Regions from separate parts of the Mus musculus genome. Here region 2 is linked to region 1. The links are chromatin loops, found by intact Hi-C in ENCODE. Cell type or tissue: left cerebral cortex. All regions are shown on one strand. Each heading gives the region's core, and the rest is flanking DNA. Links, peaks and the distances in the headings are about the cores only.

Evidence for each region. A loop is a pair of places that touch in the nucleus more often than their neighbours do. Peaks named below come from ENCODE experiments on the same cell type or tissue, not always from the same donor. Only the 100,000 strongest peaks of a DNase experiment are listed, where the experiment ranks them.
Region 2: a loop joins it to region 1, with 2.0 times the contacts of the local background. A loop is called at or near these places in 3 of 42 quality-filtered maps.

What each region holds. Positions count from the first base shown.
Region 1 is chr12:21,313,419-21,322,229 of GRCm38, forward strand. Cpsf3 (cleavage and polyadenylation specificity factor 3) reads left to right here. Exons shown (of 18, transcript NM_018813.3): 17 at 349-445; 18 at 1,230-1,638. The coding sequence ends at 1,331. Iah1 (isoamyl acetate-hydrolyzing esterase 1 homolog) reads left to right here and starts at 2,974. Exons shown (of 6, transcript NM_026347.3): 1 at 2,974-3,094; 2 at 3,958-4,010; 3 at 4,480-4,628; 4 at 6,352-6,513; 5 at 7,916-8,037. The coding sequence starts at 3,014. In left cerebral cortex, for the core only: CTCF peaks have their summits at 4,950 (motif pointing left) and 5,827 (motif pointing left); DNase peaks (open chromatin) are centred at 1,997, 3,005, 3,697, 3,883 and 1 more place; H3K4me3 peaks cover 1,343 bases; H3K27ac peaks cover 903 bases.
Region 2 is chr12:21,390,413-21,399,223 of GRCm38, forward strand. Ywhaq (tyrosine 3-monooxygenase/tryptophan 5-monooxygenase activation protein theta) reads right to left here. Exons shown (of 5, transcript NM_011739.3): 2 at 7,829-7,952; 3 at 5,870-6,033; 4 at 4,553-4,648; 5 at 1-1,003. The coding sequence ends at 944. It also overlaps F630048H11Rik. Among named protein-coding and RNA genes, the nearest start is that of Adam17, 21 kb to the left of the region's middle. In left cerebral cortex, for the core only: no CTCF peak of the experiment used is centred there; no DNase peak of the experiment used is centred there.

The DNA of each region.
Region 1 (8,811 bases), core at 221-8,220:
CCCAAACTGGAGGGTCACAGTGCAAGCATATTGTAGCTGCATAGAAACTGGTGGCCATTCTAGGCAATGTAGTAAGACCCTATCTCAGAATAGGCTGTGGGGTGTGCCATGTCTCTGCCTAATGTGTGTGAGGCCCCAAGCTTAATCCTCAGTATTAAATTAAAAACAAAAGCAAAACCAGTACAGCACTCTCGTGGGTCGAGCTGTTTTAGTAGTTGTTGTAAGTTGATGTCTCCTGGGCAGCTAAAAGCATCCTAACTTGGACGAGTTAGAGAAGGACTTGGACCTCCTCCCCAAACAGGTGAATTTGGACTTTCCCAGTAATGCCGAATTTCTGTTCACTTAAAGGGACATATTTGGAGAAGACTGTGTCAGTGTGAAAGATGACTCCGTCCTCAGTGTCACAGTGGACGGGAAAACAGCAAATATTAATCTGGAGACTCGGGTACGTAGCTATCCAAGTGTGTCAAGACTTTTGAGGAGTAGGGTGACAATAGGAATAAGACTGCAGCCCTGGCAGTTAGATGGAGCAGTTTGGTGGCTCAGATGGTGAGTGCCTTAGTGGAACGAAGCCTTGGGTCTTACAAGATAGGTTCTTATCCTGTAGTCCAGGCTGGCCTTAGCCTCACCATTGCTGGAGTATCCGGCAGGCATCACTACACCAGCTTTAAAACAGTAACACTATAGTCCAGGCTGGGCTGGAACTGTGCTCTGTAGCTGGGCTGTACCACATGAGCTGCTCTAAGCTCGGTGGGTAATGTAATGCATGTCTGTAAGCCACTGCTCAGGGAGCTGAGGCAGACGATCCCCAGCTCCAGCCTAGCCTGGGCTACAACAAGAGTGGAGTACCGTGTGTACAGTGAGACTAACAGTTTAAATCAGCAGCCGCAAGGCAGTGGCTGTTGGATGGTTAAAGTCAAATTCACACCCAGCGGTGAACAATTCACCAAGTTCATTGCTGGCTCAGTAATTCGTATTACACGGGCTCAGTTGCATGGCCATCAAGAAATGAACAGAGATGGGGGCTTTCTTTGGTCCAAAGCTCTAGGCATCCCCCACCCCCACCCCACCCCACCCTTGGCTCTCCAGTCACTGTGTTGACAGAGATACTGCAGGTGACAGGAGGGTGAGTCTGTGGCTCATATCCTGGCAATCTGCCTCCAGGGCTTAGAGTGCTCATTTTCATGCAGGGGATAATTCTAGGCTGAAGTTGGCGCTTTTATTTTCAGGCTGTAGAATGTGAAGAAGGAAGTGAAGATGATGAATCCCTCCGAGAAATGGTGGAACTGGCCGCCCAGAGACTGTACGAGGCTCTGACGCCGGTGCACTGACAGCCTTGCCTCCCAGACTCCCAGACTTTTTTACACTCAGCCAAGAGTTAACTTCTGTTCTTCAAATAAAATAACCTTAGTTTCTCCGGGGGTGCCTGTTTACTTTTGCATCAGATGGCTTGACTACTGCAGGACCACCAACTGATGTGTCCTTTATTCTCCAACTAATCCTCAAGGGAGCCACTTCTGCCTGAGCACCACACTGAGTCTGCCTCCAGGCACTTTCCGCAGTGTATGCTGAAATCTTCAGCTCTCCGTCTGTCTTCCTCTGGTCTGTACTGGCAAATCTGAGTTTTGAGTTGAATGCAAATGTTGTGCCACAGCTTTGAAACCCCTGTTCTCCACACCCTTACCCAATTCCTTGGCTTATGATTCTAAAACCACCACTTTTAGGACTCATCTGTTATGGGATCTACATGTTCAATTCAGAGATGGGGTTTTATGCCTCAGATGTAGTGTGAGTTAGTTCATTAGTCTGGTTTTCTAAAGGACATAAAATTCAGACCAAGGAGAAAGTGGGTGGAGCTCAGTGATGTTTCTCTGATGTTAAAATTAGTCAGTTCAAGCCAGATTCAAGTACATAAAAAACGCAGGTTTGTTGGGCCATCAAGTTCACTGGTCCCAGGGCTGTCAAGATGGCTCAGCGGGTAAGACCACTGACTGCTCTTCTGAAGGTCTGAGTTCAAATCCCAGCAACCACATGGTGGCTCACAACCACCCGTTATGAGATCTGCTGTCTGAAGATGGCTACAGTGTACTTACATATAGTAATAAATAAGTCTTGGGGCTGGACCAGAGCAAGCAGAGGTCCTAAATTCAATTCCCAACAATCACAACCATCTGAACAGCGTACTCATATACATAAACAAATCTTAAAAAAAAAAGTTCATTGACTACTACAGAAGAGTCCAGCCCCTGTGCTGGACAGTCCAGGGTTGGGGGCAGGGTACCAGGTAGGGGCTGAGCAGCGATGCTGAAAGAACCTGGAGGCCAGGTTTGCTATCTATGTAAAATAGCAACACTTCAGTTCCTTGCTGGGATTGTCACCCTTCTCAAGGGAGTGCTTCTCCTTCAGAGCACACTATCAAGGCAAAGAACTTCGCCCATGTAGCCTGTCTTGTCTACCTACCCTCTTGGGTGTGTAAACGCTCCGGTGCTTTGCTAACAGTGTAAATCTGACTTCCTTAAAATGAAATTTCTATAAAACAGCCAAATTCCCATGTTTTTGGCCTATACCAAAAGCCTAGGGCCCCCATAACATACAAAAATTTATTACATAAAACTAGAAATTTCCTTTTAATAGCTGGGGCATGTGATACCGTGAAGTCAGGCGGTCTACAGTGAGGGTCCCTAGACACCTCTATCTTTTACTGTGCCCATCAAGTCCAGTACTGGAAGAGGAAATCCTCCACTTGGGCATGGCCAAAAATGGACGAGTGCTCCTGCTAAAAACGAGATTTCCAAGCACCACAGCTATCCCCAGTCTCGGAGAGGCGGGGTTGGGGTGAACCGGTGGCAGGACTCACCCGGCCGGGGACACTCGCTTCAGGAGACCTGAGTGCAAAGAGGTTTGATCTGGGGCTCACCCCGCCCACGGCTAGCCCCGCCCGCAGCTAGCTCCGCCCACGGCGCGAGGCTCCTCCACATCCGGCGCAGCCCTGCGGGGTTTTGGGCTTTCTACCATGTCGCTGTGCGAGCGAGCTGCTAGCGGGAGCGCTCTGCTCTGGCCTCGCGTGTTGCTCTTCGGGGACTCCATCACGCAGGTACCCGCCGCACCCTCGGCTGCATCCGCGTGCGTGTCGGAGCAGTCCAGGCGCGGTTCTCCCCCACCCCACCGTGCTCCGCGAGCCGGTACGGATCCCGAGCTGCCCGACTCCCCCGGACTCTGGATGGCCCGGTGCGCGTCGGGGTGCACGGGAGCTTAAAGGGTCCGCCTTCGCTTGGTTGCAACCTCCTGCGGGTTCTTCACCGAAGCTACTTTGAACTTTGAACCGACTAGTTCACTCCTCTCTTCCTCAAGCGGCTTAGGTCCAGTACCAAGTGGTTTTTGAAAACAATGCTTTCAACAGCATGAAAAAGTAACCCTATCTGAAAACATATAGTTCCCGATTGAGGAAATTCTTCAAGATGCCTTCCTTCAGGGAGATTAAAAAACAAAACAAAACAAAAAAAGACGCTTCTCCACAATTTACTCGTACGCGGGCTTGGCTTTCCCTAGTAATTGGCAACATTGTTTTTAGATATTGGGCATTAAGTTTTTGTGAGTGGGCGAGATGGCGCAATACTGCTGGAGGATTGCCATGACTGTCAGGGAAATCAATAGAGCATAGGCTTCCTTAGTTTTCAGCTGTGGAGAAATGGGATAACATTATGTCAGCTGACTCAACATAGTTGAGCTTTCTGCTGTTCAGATAACGAATGTCTCTAATGTTAGGTCACAGTAAAACCCTCTCATGTCCAGAGAGTTTCCAAGTGAAGCCACAGTAATTCTCAAAATACCTTCCCAAGCAAGGAAGGCAAGAAAGAAGCCTGGGAGTGTCTAAACGGAGTCTGCATCTAACAGGCCTGGCCCACCACCATGCCATAGTGTATAGCTGTGTGGGTAGTAACAGACTTCTTTCTTCAGTTTTCTTTCCAGCAGGGTGGATGGGGCTCGTTGCTGGCTGACAGACTAGTCAGGTAAGAACAGTTCCTAGATTGTACTTGGCTACTTTCTGGTGGGAAGCATAGTCAGAGTGAATGGTGGAGGCTTTTATCTGCTAGCTTTCCCCTCCTGGATACATGTTAAAGGAAAGGAATTCAGGTTCAACAAAATCGAGTTTCTACCACATGGGAACCAGCAGCACTTGTATTGGCTGCTCTGCCTTCCTGGAACCTTTCAAACCAGCCTGTTAGTGGGTTCCTAACGTTCTGTACCCGTTTGGTTAACGTCTATCGGAAAGTCCATTTTAGATGTACCTTGAGTCACCACTAAAATGTATAGAATTAGACCCTTGTATGGAATTCATATCTCATTGAGGGACATGAGGAGTCTGGGCAGGGTGAGCGTTCCCATAAGGTTCACAGAACACGGGTTAATTATGGACAGCTCCCAGGACTAGGTTATGCTCTTAGCTCATAACCCATCTTTTTAACCAATTTCTTTCAGAAAGTGTGATGTTCTGAATCGTGGATTTTCAGGTTATAACACCAGATGGGCCAAGATTATCCTCCCAAGACTTATCAGGAAAGGGCCTGGGATGGAAAACCCAGTGGCCGTTACAATCTTCTTTGGTGCCAATGACTCTTCACTCAAAGGTAAGGACATCCCTAGATCACCTTTGGTTTGCCTGGACTCAAACAAATACATGTTTATATTACTCTCCCACCAGACTGCTTCTGTATCTCCCAGTAGAAAGCTTTCCCGGGAACTGAGTGTTCCTGGGGCTCGCTCGCCTGTGTGGGTTTCTTTGGGCTTTGATGTGGTCAGATTTGGCTCAGGTACTCTAGGGCTCATTTCCCATATGACCGCCTCCTTGAACTCACCTGAAAGTACTTTTCATTGTCTGTTCCTGCCCTCTAAGTCCTCAGCTGATACAGTTGGCAGCAGAAGGCTTGCTTCTGGGGCATGCGCCCCCTGGTGACAGAGGAGTGTCCTCTTTGTTAGGTTTTTGGTTTTTTGGGGAGGACTAGGCTCATGTACCCTCTAGTGACAAAGAAGGGTCCTTTTTTGTTAGTTTTTTTGTTTGTTTGATTTTTTGAGACATGATCTCCTGTAGCCCAGGCTGGCCTCAAACTCACTAAGTAGCTAAGGCTAGTTGATCTTTCTGCCTCTACCTCTCAAGTGATGGGAGATCACGTGATTATGGAGAAAGACTGGCCAGGATGGTTCATGGGTAACTTTGCTTTTTACTCTCTGTGTTTCGCACGGAGTCTGCGGAGAGCCTAGTGCTTGTGTGCCAGCCTGACTGGCAGCAAGCCTGATGAGCGACTTTACACACTTGACTGGTTTTCACGGCTAGTTTAAGAGGCAGACCTGCCATTACCTCAGCTCCCAGTGAGCACACTGTGAGCTTCAGAGGGTTAAAGCCAGTGTCAGTGAAGGTAGGGCAGTCTTACATCATAGCCTACACATCAGCCTTACGGATGATGGGGAACCTAGAGAAAAGACCTGGACACTGAAAATCTCCTAGCCAGCCTCCGAGGCCTGAGCTGTGAGCCATGCAAGTAAATGGGTTGAAGAGGAAGGAGTCTTTTCTTTGTGTCTCGGAACTCAACAGTTCCTCTGTGACACTGAAAATTTGCAAAAATATATTCCTGCCTGGGTGTGGTGGCACATACTTGTGGTCTTAGCCTGGGGAGGCTGAGACAGAAGAATCACTGCATGGTCTGGGCCAGCCTGTCTTCAAAACACAAAGGCCGGGCTGGAGAGATGGCCCAAAGGGTAAGAGCACAGACCGCTCTTCTGAAGGTCCTGAGTTCAAATTTCAGCAACCACATGGTGGCTCACAACCATCCGTGATGAGACCTGACTCCCTCTTCTGGTGTGTCTGAAGACAGCTACAATGTACTATGTATAATAAATAAAGAAATCTTTGGGCAGAGAGAACAGGGAAGGGGTGAGAGGGAGGGGAAGAGGAAGGGAGAGAGAGAGAGAGAGAGAGAGAGAGAGAACACAGAGGCCTAGGAATATCATAGGGCTATCACACAGTGGGTCGAGTGCTTGCCTGTCCAGTTCACTTCCCTTCCCAGTCTGACATAAAACTAAGGCTAAGTGTGGGTGTGTAGGCTTTTAATCCCAGCACTTGGGAGGCCAGGGCAAGGGCAAGAAGATCTCTGAGTTCTAGGCCAGCCTGGTCTACATAGCAAGTTCCAAGCTCTCTGGACTATAGTAAGACCCTGTCTTGGCTATATAGTGAATTTAGAACCTGCCTGGGCTATGAGCGACTGTCTCAAAAAGGAAAAAAATAAACAAAAGTATACTCATCATGTTTGCCATTGTTTCTATAAACCATGAGACTGAGCTGCATGTCTTGAACAGATGAGAACCCCAAGCAGCACGTCCCCTTGGATGAGTACAGCGCAAACCTGAGGGACATGGTGCAGTACCTGAGGTCTGTGGACGTCCCCAGGGAGCGGGTCATCCTTATCACGCCACCCCCGCTCTGCGAAGCCGCCTGGGAGAAGGAGTGCGTCCTGAAGGGTGAGGAGCAGGCCTCAGCCTGTCAGAGCTGAGGGTGGGCATCGATCACAGCTGAGGTGTGGGCGCTGAGGGCCTCCACTCGATGGAGGGACCTGTCCCATTTTCAGTCAAGTGAGAATCGAGTCTTTCTCTAGAGCAGTGCTTCTCAACCTTCCTAATGCTGCAACGCTTTCACACAATGTTGTGCTGACCTCCAACCATAAAAGTATTTCATTGCTACTTCAGAGCTGCAATTTTGCTACTCTTATGAATCGCAGTGTGAACATTTTTGGAGAAGAAGTTTGCCAAAGGGGCTGTTTGAGTGGGGTTGCCCACCGGTTGAGAACTGCTAGACTATTTTTGGCATAAATGGGGGGGGGGTGTCCTGGTTGTATGTAAGTCAGGAGGGCATTGATGACCCAGAACCCACTGTCTGTAGTTGCCAGATGCCAAGATACACACAGCCCACCGGCAGCCACACAGGTGCTCACACCAAGTCCCCATCTGCAGCATTCTCCCCTGGCACAGGGAAGGCACCTGCAGCATAGAGCTCTGCAGATGGCCGCCCCTTCAGCTGCCAGGAGCCCCTCCTGTCTTGTCTCCTTTGGCAGTTGGCAAAGTGTGATGGTAAAATCCCTCCACTTTGTCCCTTCAGCACGACAGCTCTCATGCTTACACACTTGACTGGAAAGGTGTACTGTGGACTTTGTCCAAGCTGCTTGAAACTGGAGGACAGGCTTGACTGGGACACACTAATGGCTTTTCAGCACAGGTCCGCTGTCAAAACTGGGGAAGAGTTTTCTTTTCCTCACACAGCTGGTCAGCCTGGCTCCTGCCATACCCCAGATCCCTTCCCTAGCCTCTCAGGAAGATGTGTGATTCTCCCCCAGCCGGGCTTCCCCCACCAACTGGATATTCTGCTGGGAGGTAGGCAGGCATGCAATGAATCTGTCCATTTTGTCCTGGAATCTGCATTAATGGACAGGCATGGCTGTCACATAGACTAGGAAAGCCTCAGAATGGCTGAGCATGTTCACAGGCACAGCCGAGTAGTAGTGCCTAGTGACTACAGTGGCTGTTGGCTGCATGTTGACACTGGAGGTCTCAGTAGCAGTGTGTCTCTCTCTCTCATGATCTTGACATTTCTTTCTAGCCATGCCCTTCCTTGCCCTTTACCTACCTCACTGGGGTCTATGCTCTAGCTGCTTAGCCTCAGTACCCTGACCAGGCCTGGTGCCTTAGGAGCCTCTGGCTGCTCCTTGGCTGTTCCTCCCCACGGTGCACTCCTGCCATTGTTGCATTGTTGTGCCATTGTTGCAGCCCCTATGCTGGCATCAGTGGCATCAGACGCTGTCCAGTCCATGTGGCCTTCAAAAGGACCAGCACTAAGTTTGCCAGTGACCTCTGGAGTTTTCGCCAACAGGTTGCAAATTAAACCGCCTGAACTCAGTTGTTGGTGAATATGCAAATGCGTGTTTACAAGTAGCCCGAGACTGTGGGACTGATGTCCTTGACCTGTGGACCCTGATGCAGAAGGACAGCCAGGTACCAAGGTTTTCTCGGCCCTCTCAGGGTTATTGGGAGCACACGGGTAAACAAGATGTGTGCAGCTTTCCTAGAAGAGCTCTCTAGACGGGCATGGTGATGCACATCTGTAATCCCAGTGAGGTGAGGGTAGAAGGATCAGGAGTTCAAGGCTAGCCCTAGCTGCACAGCATGTTTGCATCCAGTCTGCCATATAAAACTGTGTCTCAAAAGACGTGAATGTCAGTCATGCTTTTCACCAGGAGAAAGGCCTGGAGGAGCCGCAGCAGCCAGTACAGCCAGAACCTTAGCTAAGGGTTACCTAGAGTACCATAAATGCCTTAAGTTCAGATATATAAAAGCAGGACACAGTTCATGGAAAACTGTGATATATATTCACTAACAAATCTACTGCTAGAGGGGTCATTCTAGCTGAATTATTGTGTCTTAAAGCCTGAAAACATATGTATGTATGTATGTGTATATGTATGTAGACACATTTTAGTGCATATATATGTGTGTATATACATACATATACATTCATTAATATACATATACACACACATACGGGAAAAGCTAGTTGTCATATGAAGGGCAGCTGGCCAGCCATGTACACATGCACTATGTAGTTTTTCACAGCATTATCCACACTAGGCCCAAAGCTAGAAGTCACCAATCTTTCTGTAGGTGACCGGGTAACTCAGAGTCCTGAGCAGTGACAACACCTAATCTGAGGTCCACAACACAGATAATGCTGATAGAAAGGGGGGGCTCTCGAGTCATGTACAACATCTC
Region 2 (8,811 bases), core at 230-8,229, 77 kb after region 1:
CAGTCAATGATTAGCAAACACACAATATAGTGGTCCAACTCTCTAAAGAACAATCACTGGACAAACCGGATACCCTCTCCCATGTGCACAACTCTGCATGGAAAAGTATTGAAGTGCAGGCTTGGACTTGTGGACTTTATTTCTCCTTCCTAGTGTATTAAGAAAGGACATGCATTTTAATTTGCCCGAAGCAATGCTTGTATTCTGGCAGCAACATGCTACTTCTATCACAAGGTAAAGTGAATACCAGAGCTACGAAGGCAGGAGGTGTAAGTGAATTTTTATTGGGAAGGAAGTTGTCAACTTAAACAGCAGCAAATGAAGAATGCATAAGGAAACTCCCTGTTGTCACAGAAAGATGTAACCTCCAGAATATGTGACACAGGAGACATTTCGATCTGTGACCCCAAGCCCGGATGCATTAAGCGCTTTCCCATTCAATCTAACACTTCTGGATTCCTACTAAAAAGGAATTTGTAGTAAGAGCATGGAAAAGTTGCTTCTGAAAGGAAACCTCCAAGAAGGTTCAGAAAAGGAATGTAGAAATCAAGACGTTATTATTACAATTACTTTAAATTGTAATGCACTACATTTTCCATATCTTCGCAGTAATACAAAACACAGTCACTTGTAGAACTGGTTCAGATTACTTAAATACCAAGTGTGCTGTCACTCCTCTACACAAGTGTCTGGAAGTTACTCGTGTTTCTATGAAATGAAGCTATTGATACTTTTCTACAGCAGTAACTGCACACCAGGAAGGCGGAGATAACACAAACCAAGGGATGGAGTTTTCCCAAAGCTGCAGTGTGAAAAGACTATATAAACAGTTGATCCCATACACACGAATGGGCTTCCTTGCTAGAGGAAATCCAAGTGGAATAAGGAATGGAGATGTAAAAAGGTTTTCTTGAGGGGAAGGAGGTTGGTGCCCTGGATGCCTTTAGTTTTCGGCCCCCTCTGCTGCATCACATTCTTCTCCTGCACTGTCTGATGTCCATAACTACAAAAGAAGAAAAAGAGAACTATGTTAACTTATTACTTCCATCCAAGCATGAAGTCCCTTAAAACACCAATCCTTTAAGCAAGATGATGATGAAGACTGTCCTTTCTCAAACTGAGAACTATCTATCACCCCTTTAAAACATAGCCTAACAGACATTTACAATGTCACATTAACTACATATATTCATACATGTGTTCTGTGGACAGTATCTATCATTCATCTACAGGTTCCTCCTGGAGGTCCTGCTCTGACTGTCCTCAAGAATGGATTATAACATGTAAATCAAATAAATACATACTTCTACCCAAGTTGTTTTGGTCATGGACTTTATGACAGCAATGAAAAGCAGACTGAGACAGTTTCCAATTCCACACAAGTAAACTGTAATTACAGAATATACAAAGTGCTGAGAATTTCATGTTCTTCATTCTCAATAGTGAAACACTTTCCTTGAAAACAGTGTTTAAATATAATTTATGAGACTAATAAAGCAAGAACTATATAAGGAGAAAATCATGGTCTTGTTAACTATTTCCAAGTACATGAAGGAGTAACAGAAAAAGCAACAGAATTACTCTGTACCGACAGAAATTTAAATGGTGATATGTGATAAAGGCTACATAGCATGAATATGTGTGCATTAACTGAATGCTAAAACTAGAGTATTCCAAGATGTCTCTAGTTAAGACTGAAAAGAGGAAGCAAAATGTCCACTGTCAATACTAACTGTAATCAGTTCAGAAAACGTAATTTATCAACACTAAGATGCTACTTGCAACTTAAGAAAAAGCAAGCTTGGAGGTGGGCGGTGGTGGTGTACGCCTTTAATCCCAGCACTATGGAGGCAGAGGCAGGCAAATTTCTGAGTTTGAGGCCAGCCTCTGGTCTGGTCTACAAAGTGAGTTCCAGGACAGCCAGAACTATACAGAGATACTCTGTCTTGAAAACCCAAACAAACAAATAAACAAACAACAACAACAACCAAACAAACAAAACAAAAAAAAAGGAAAAAGTAGGCTTGGGATGGCAAGAGCATGGACTGTTCTTCCCAAGGTCCTGAGTTCAAATCCCAGCAACCACATGATGGCTCACAACCACCCATAATGAGATCTGACGCCCTCTTCTGGTGCATCTGGTCAGCTACAGTGTAATTATGTATAGTAATAAATAAATCTTTGGGTGGAGCGGAGTTGACTGGAGTGAGCAGAGGTCCTAAAATTTCAATCCCCAACAACCACACGAAGGCCCACAACCATCTGCACAACTACAGTGTACTCAAATACATTAAATAAATAAATAGGGCTGGTGAGATAGCTCAGTGGGTAAGAGCACCCAACTGCTCTTCCGAAGGTCCGGAGTTCAAGTCCCAGCAACCACATGGTGGCTCACAACCATCCGTAACGAGATCTGACTCTCTCTTCTGGAGTGTCTGAGGACAGCTACAGTGTACTTACATATAATAAACAAACAAACAAACAAATAAATAAAGATCTTAAATCACTATTAAAGTAAACAGTCCTGAGTCCATGAAGCTTACAGTCAATTCATAGGAGCAGCTGTGTGTGGCTCTGCTCTGCTGACATCTAAGAACACACAGCGCTTTCCTGATTTCCTTTTCCATGAACTCATCATCTGCTCAGGAGAACTGAACAGATATGGAACTTTAAAAACACTGTAATATTAATACCACACAGTGAAAGTGAAAGCTACAGCAGCACAACCAGATGCTGGGAAAACTCTATTTATATTAAAAGGCATCATTCCCTCCTGGTTCTCTCTGTCTTCAGTCTAAAATATTATCCTATCAAATTTACTTGAACACAGAAAATGACTAAGTTCAAGCCTCACCATTTCTCAATTGTTTCTTGCTATACTTTGGTATGAAATGTCCCCACAGGCTTAAGTTAAACTCTCAGCTCCTCATGCTGTACCTTTAGAGAGGTAGTACAATCCTTTAGAGGAGCTATCAAGTTATGGAAAGCTGGGTCATTGTGGGAGCACCCTTGAAGGACACTGATAGGTGTCTTTCCTATGGCTGCCAGGGGAGATGCAGGCCTTCACTTCACTGAACCTGTCAAGCTGTTCAACACAATGCACCCACGCTACTACTGGGGACTGAAACCTTTACACTCGTGAATCCTAAACTCAGCATTGTTTTAAAGTTGTCTAATCCGGTTTGTCACAAGGACAGAACACTAATGCATCCTTTACCTACTGCTTAAGAATGAGGAAGAAAAACCAAAGGAAAAGATAAAACGGGCTTTAGCTTATAAGCAGAGGTAAACTTACACATAGGCTTAGCCTGTGTCAGTTCTTTTCGTTTTTGTAAATCTGACAAAAGCCAAAGTCATCCGGATAGAGGGAACCTTAACTGAAGCAATGCCTCCATCAGATTGGCAGCATTTTCTTGATTAATGATTGGCATGAGAGGGCCTAGCTTCACTATGGGAAGAAGTGTCACCCCTGAGCATGTACTTCTGGGTTATAAAAGAAAGCAGACTAAGTCATGGAAACAAGTGAGTAAAAGCAGCACTCCTCCATGGCCTCTGCTTCAGTTCCTGTCCTGACTTCCCTCTTCTTTTGAGACAGGATTTCTTTCTCTGTATAGTCCTAGCTATCCCGGTACTCATTATATACACCAGGCTGACCTCAACCTCACAGAGATCTTCCTGCCTCTGTCCTACGTGCTGAAATTAAAGGTGGTACCACCACCGCCCACCCCCTGACTTCCCTCCATGCTGGAGTGTAAAATCTAAACTGAAATAAATTCTTCTCTTCCCAATACTTTTTTAGTCACCATGTTTTCACACTGCAATAGAATGCAAAATAAGAAACCCTCTATCAAATATTCAAACACAACAGAAAAAAATTAAACCTTTATAGGCACAGACATGCTGCCTGCATATTATGTGTGTACAGTGCCCATGGGAGGGGTTCCTTAGGACAAGAGTTAGTCCATTGTGAATCACTATGTGGGCACTGAGACTCAAACCCAGGCCCTCTGAGATAGCAACCAATGTTCCTAACCACTGAATCATCTCTCTAGCCCTCCAAGGAAACTTTTAGTAAAATAAGGAGTTTGCAACACATATAGAATCTCTAATTTGTTATATCTAATTTACCCAAAGAAAGGAAATACTAGAACTAGACAAGCTCTCTACATTAACTGTTGTTACCAACACATTCCACTAAGTCTAAAAGTAATGATAATACTATATTCTACTTTCATAGAAAGGTCTGATAAAATACTTTGTCATCATGAAGACATTTCTCCAAATTTTGTAAGAGACCATAGCTCTAGTCCTACAGTAGTAGTGCACATCTTTAATCCCAGCACTTGGGAGGCAGGGCAAGTGGATATCTGTGTGTATGAAGCCAGAATGGTCCACAGAGTGATTTCCAGGACAGCCAAGGAGGCTACTCAGAGAAACCCTGTCTCAAAAATGACAATAAAAAAAGAGGCTATAACTTTTCTATAACTGTACCCCCCCAAAACGAAATTACTGTTGTTTCTGAAAACAGACATGTTAATAGTGAACAACTCACTGTTAAGTTGTCTCTAAGCAACTGCATGATGAGGGTGCTGTCTTTGTAGGAGTCTTCGTTCAGTGTATCAAGCTCTGCGATGGCCTCATCAAAAGCCTGGTAAAGTTAACATTTGTAGTATTATACATTTAGTTCAGGAACAGAAGCTAGCCAGTCTGCAAATACAACCGTGTGTACAACCACATTACGCTACAGGGTAACACTATGGAAGTACTCCCTTGGAGCCCCAGTTTAAGATTTTGTGAGTGTTCCTCACTTCAAGTCCCACTCCCCTGCCCCCATGCCCCAATTCGGGAGAGTTCTGGCCTCACCTTTCCTCACTAAAGCTATACTTGCTCTGCTTCTTAAAAAAAAAAAGGGGGGGGGGCGCTGGATGATGAGATGGTTCAGTAGTTAAGAGCATTGACTACTCTCTCAGATGTCCTGAGTTCAATTCTCAGCAACCACATGGTGGCTCACAACTATCTATAGTGAGGTCTGATGCCTTCTTCTGGTGTGTCTGAAGACAGTTACATCGTATTCATATACATAAAGTAAATAATCTTTTTCTTTTTTGGTTTTTCGAGACAGGGTTTCTCTGTGCAGTCCTGGCACTCACTCTGTAGACCAGGCTGGCCTCGAACTCAGAAATCCACCTGCCTCTGCCTCCCAAGTGCTGCTCCCCAGGCATGCGCCAACACTGCCCAGCTAAAATAAGTAATTAAAAAAAAAAAAAAGATTTATTTATTTATCATAAGTAAGTACACTGTAGCTGTCTTCAGACATTCCAGAAGAGGGCGTCAGATCTCATTACGGATGGTTGTGAGCCACCATGTGGTTGCTGGGACTTGAACTCAGGACCTTTGGAAGAGTGGTCAGTGCTCTTACCCGCTGAGCCATCTCACCAGCCCTAAAATAAATAATCTTAAAAAAAAAATTTAGCCGGGCGTGGTGGCACGCCTTTAATCCCAGCACTTGAGAGGCAGAGGCAGGCGGATTTCTGGTCTACAAAATGAGTTACAGGACAGCCAGGGCTATACAGAGAAACCCTGTCTCGAACCAACCCCCCCCCAATATAATCTGAAACTCACTCTAAATATTTACAAGCATTTGTTGGTTTATCACAAGATACACAGTACATTAAACAACACTTAGTATAATTCTTACAGGAACTGGTGCAGTTTGGGGGGTAGGGATGGAGGAGAGTCAGTAATAGAGAAACTGTCTAACACACACATGAAAATGGCCTCCCTTGAGCATCCAAATACTTAAAAATTAATATACTTAGTTTCTCAAACATCCTCATAAAAAGAGGGATGAACCCAACAGCAATCTTACCGTTTTAGCCAGTGTGCAGGCAAGCTCTGGATTATTAAGGATCTCATAGTAAAATACAGAAAAGTTAAGAGCCAGCCCCAGGCGGATTGGATGCGTAGGCTGCATCTCCTTCTTGCTTATATCAAACGCCTCTTGGTAGGCTCCTTGGGAATTTTCTATTGTTTCTGTGAGTTGAAAACGGGAAAAAAGTTAAGCACAACAGCCAAAGCATCTATCCAATATACAACATGCTAACAACTTCAACATAGGTATCTGGCTATGAGTCATTCTGATCACCACAGCTCCAGTATACTTAAACAAAAACCTATTTGGACCAGTAAGACAGTAGATAAAGTTGCTTGACACCAAACAAGCTTGACAGCACAAGTTTGATCCTTGGAACCCACATGGTAGATGTCCTCTGATCCCTACATGTGTGCTATGGCATTCAGGCACACACATACTGAAAAAAAGTAAATATTCTGTGTGAAGTCCTGGTTTCAAGCTCTAGCACACATACCCTACACAAATAACCAGCAACATCCTATTTCTATATTCTACATATAATTTTATTAGAAATATAGAAGTGTTATGTAAGGAATTAGAATTACATAGAATTAGAGCTATAATTTTAACAAACTCCCAAAGCATGAAAGATTAAGGCTGCTTGTAATATAAAAGCACAATTAGAGTTCACCCATGAGCCCAACTTTGTTGAGGATAAATTCATTTCTTTTTTTTTTTTTTTTTGAGGCAGGGTCTCACTATGTAGTCCAGGTTGTTCTGACAATTCTCCTGCTCCAGCTTCCTAGATGCTGCAGTGTTTTCATTTTCAGAAATACAATCAAAAAAAGAAATTCAATTTCCTTTATATAAAATACTTCTTTTTTGAGACAGGGTATCTCTTCATAGCTCTGGCTATCATAAATCTCATCATGCAGACCAGGCTGGCCTTGAACTCACAGAGATCCACCTGTCTGCCTCGCAAGTTCTAGGACCAAGGATGTGTACCACTACAAGTGTTCATTTTAAAGACTTTTGTTATTTTCTTTGATGTAGATGGAGAAATATTTCAGTGGTTAAGATACAGGTGGTTCTTCCTGAGAACCCAGGTTCAATTCCAAGGCCACACAGCAGCTCGACCATCTGTAAACTCTAGTTCCAGGGCCTCCAAAGGCACCAGGCACCCAAGCACACACAAGCAAAACATGTATACACAGAAAAACAATTTTTTTAATTTAAATACCATTTGTTTATTCTTTTAAATTTTCATACATTTAAACAATTTAATCATATCCACCCACCATCATCCTCTCCAAAACACTCTTAGTGCCCCTACCCCATCATCCCCATGCTTGTCTTTGTTTTGGTTGTACTTAATATCCCTCCCTATCTAATTAAGTGTTGCCATATGGGCACAGGTGTGGGGGCATCCACTGGGACAAGACATATAATTTTTTATTTTTAAGTTACAAAGAACCTGCAAACTACCTACAGATTACTACCCTACATGTGGCTAATTATCCTGTTATGGTTTGAATATGAAATACTCTCTAAGGCACGTGTTAAAGATAGGGTTGAAAGTTTGTATGGCTTTTAAGAACTACAAACTTAGTGTACTGATCAGTCCAATGGATCAGACCTTTGATAATGGTATTATCAGGATGTGATGAAATCCAGGAGGCAGGAGCTAGTTAAAGGAAACAGGCCAAAGGAGTGTTTCCTGAAAAGATAGACATTGTCTCTAGATCCCCACCCTCTTGCTTCTTGGATGCAATTAAATGAGCAATTCCTGTGAAGTTCTGCCTACTTCAGGGTCCACACTAACAGAATTAACTAATGAACCAATCCTTTGAAACCAATGTAACTCTCTCCTTTCAAGCTATCTTTCTCGGGTTATTTTGTCACAGTGACAAGTGACTACCCATTCCCACTTCTTTTTATGTATTCTGGATTTACCCGTGGGTCAAATATACTTACGTTTTCGATCATCGCCACAAGCTACTTCAGCAAGATACCGGAAATAATCTCCCTTCATTTTCAGATAGAAGACCTTACTCTCTGGATTAGTTGCATTGGCTATTAAATACTTATCCAACAATTCCTAAAAATAAATGAATAAATAAACAAAACAAAAACTAGTAAAATGCCATTTAATCACAGACAACTTATACTTTTGACTATCTATCATTCAAACCTGGACCTGAAATATGGTTTCAAGGTTAGGTTTTTATACTAGCTTCCCCGGCAGGCCTTAAATGATTCAGCCCATGGTTTATAGCAAAAAACTTAGATAACAGCAAATACTGTTGTTAGAAGAAGCTTGTCCAGTCAGTAGTCTATTTACCCAATATTAACTGATACCTGCTTAGTTCGGTGCCATAAACCTGTGTTTGCGTAAACACATTAAAAAGCCTGAAATAAGGTTCATGCTGCCCTCAAGAAGTGCTCAGTCTTAAGGTAAGCACATCATGAACTATGCACCCTCACGTTTTGAAAGATGAATGAATGAGATGCTATAAAAGTTAGCTTTTAAGGGGGGGGAGGGGCTGGAGAGATGGCTCAGTGGTTAAGAACAAACACTGACTGCTCGTCCAGAGGTCCTGAGTTCAATTCCCAGCAACTACATGGCGATTCACAACCATCTGTGATAGGATCTGATGATGCCCTCTTCTGCTTTGTCTGAAGAAAGCGACAGAGTACTCACGTACATAATAAAATAAATCTTAAAAACCTGGCCCTGAGATAGCCTCTAGGTTAGGAAAGGTGGCAGGGGAAGGTGATCTGAGGACAGGCAGGGAGATAGAGGAAGGAAGCAGGTAGAAGAGGGTCAAGCTCAAAGTGATATGAAGAAACCTGAAGAGGCACCTTGTATGAGTGGATAAAGCTGCTCCCCAAAAACCCATAGGTTATTACCTAAAAACTCCATCCAGAACCAGAGATGGATGAGGCACCTCCCTACT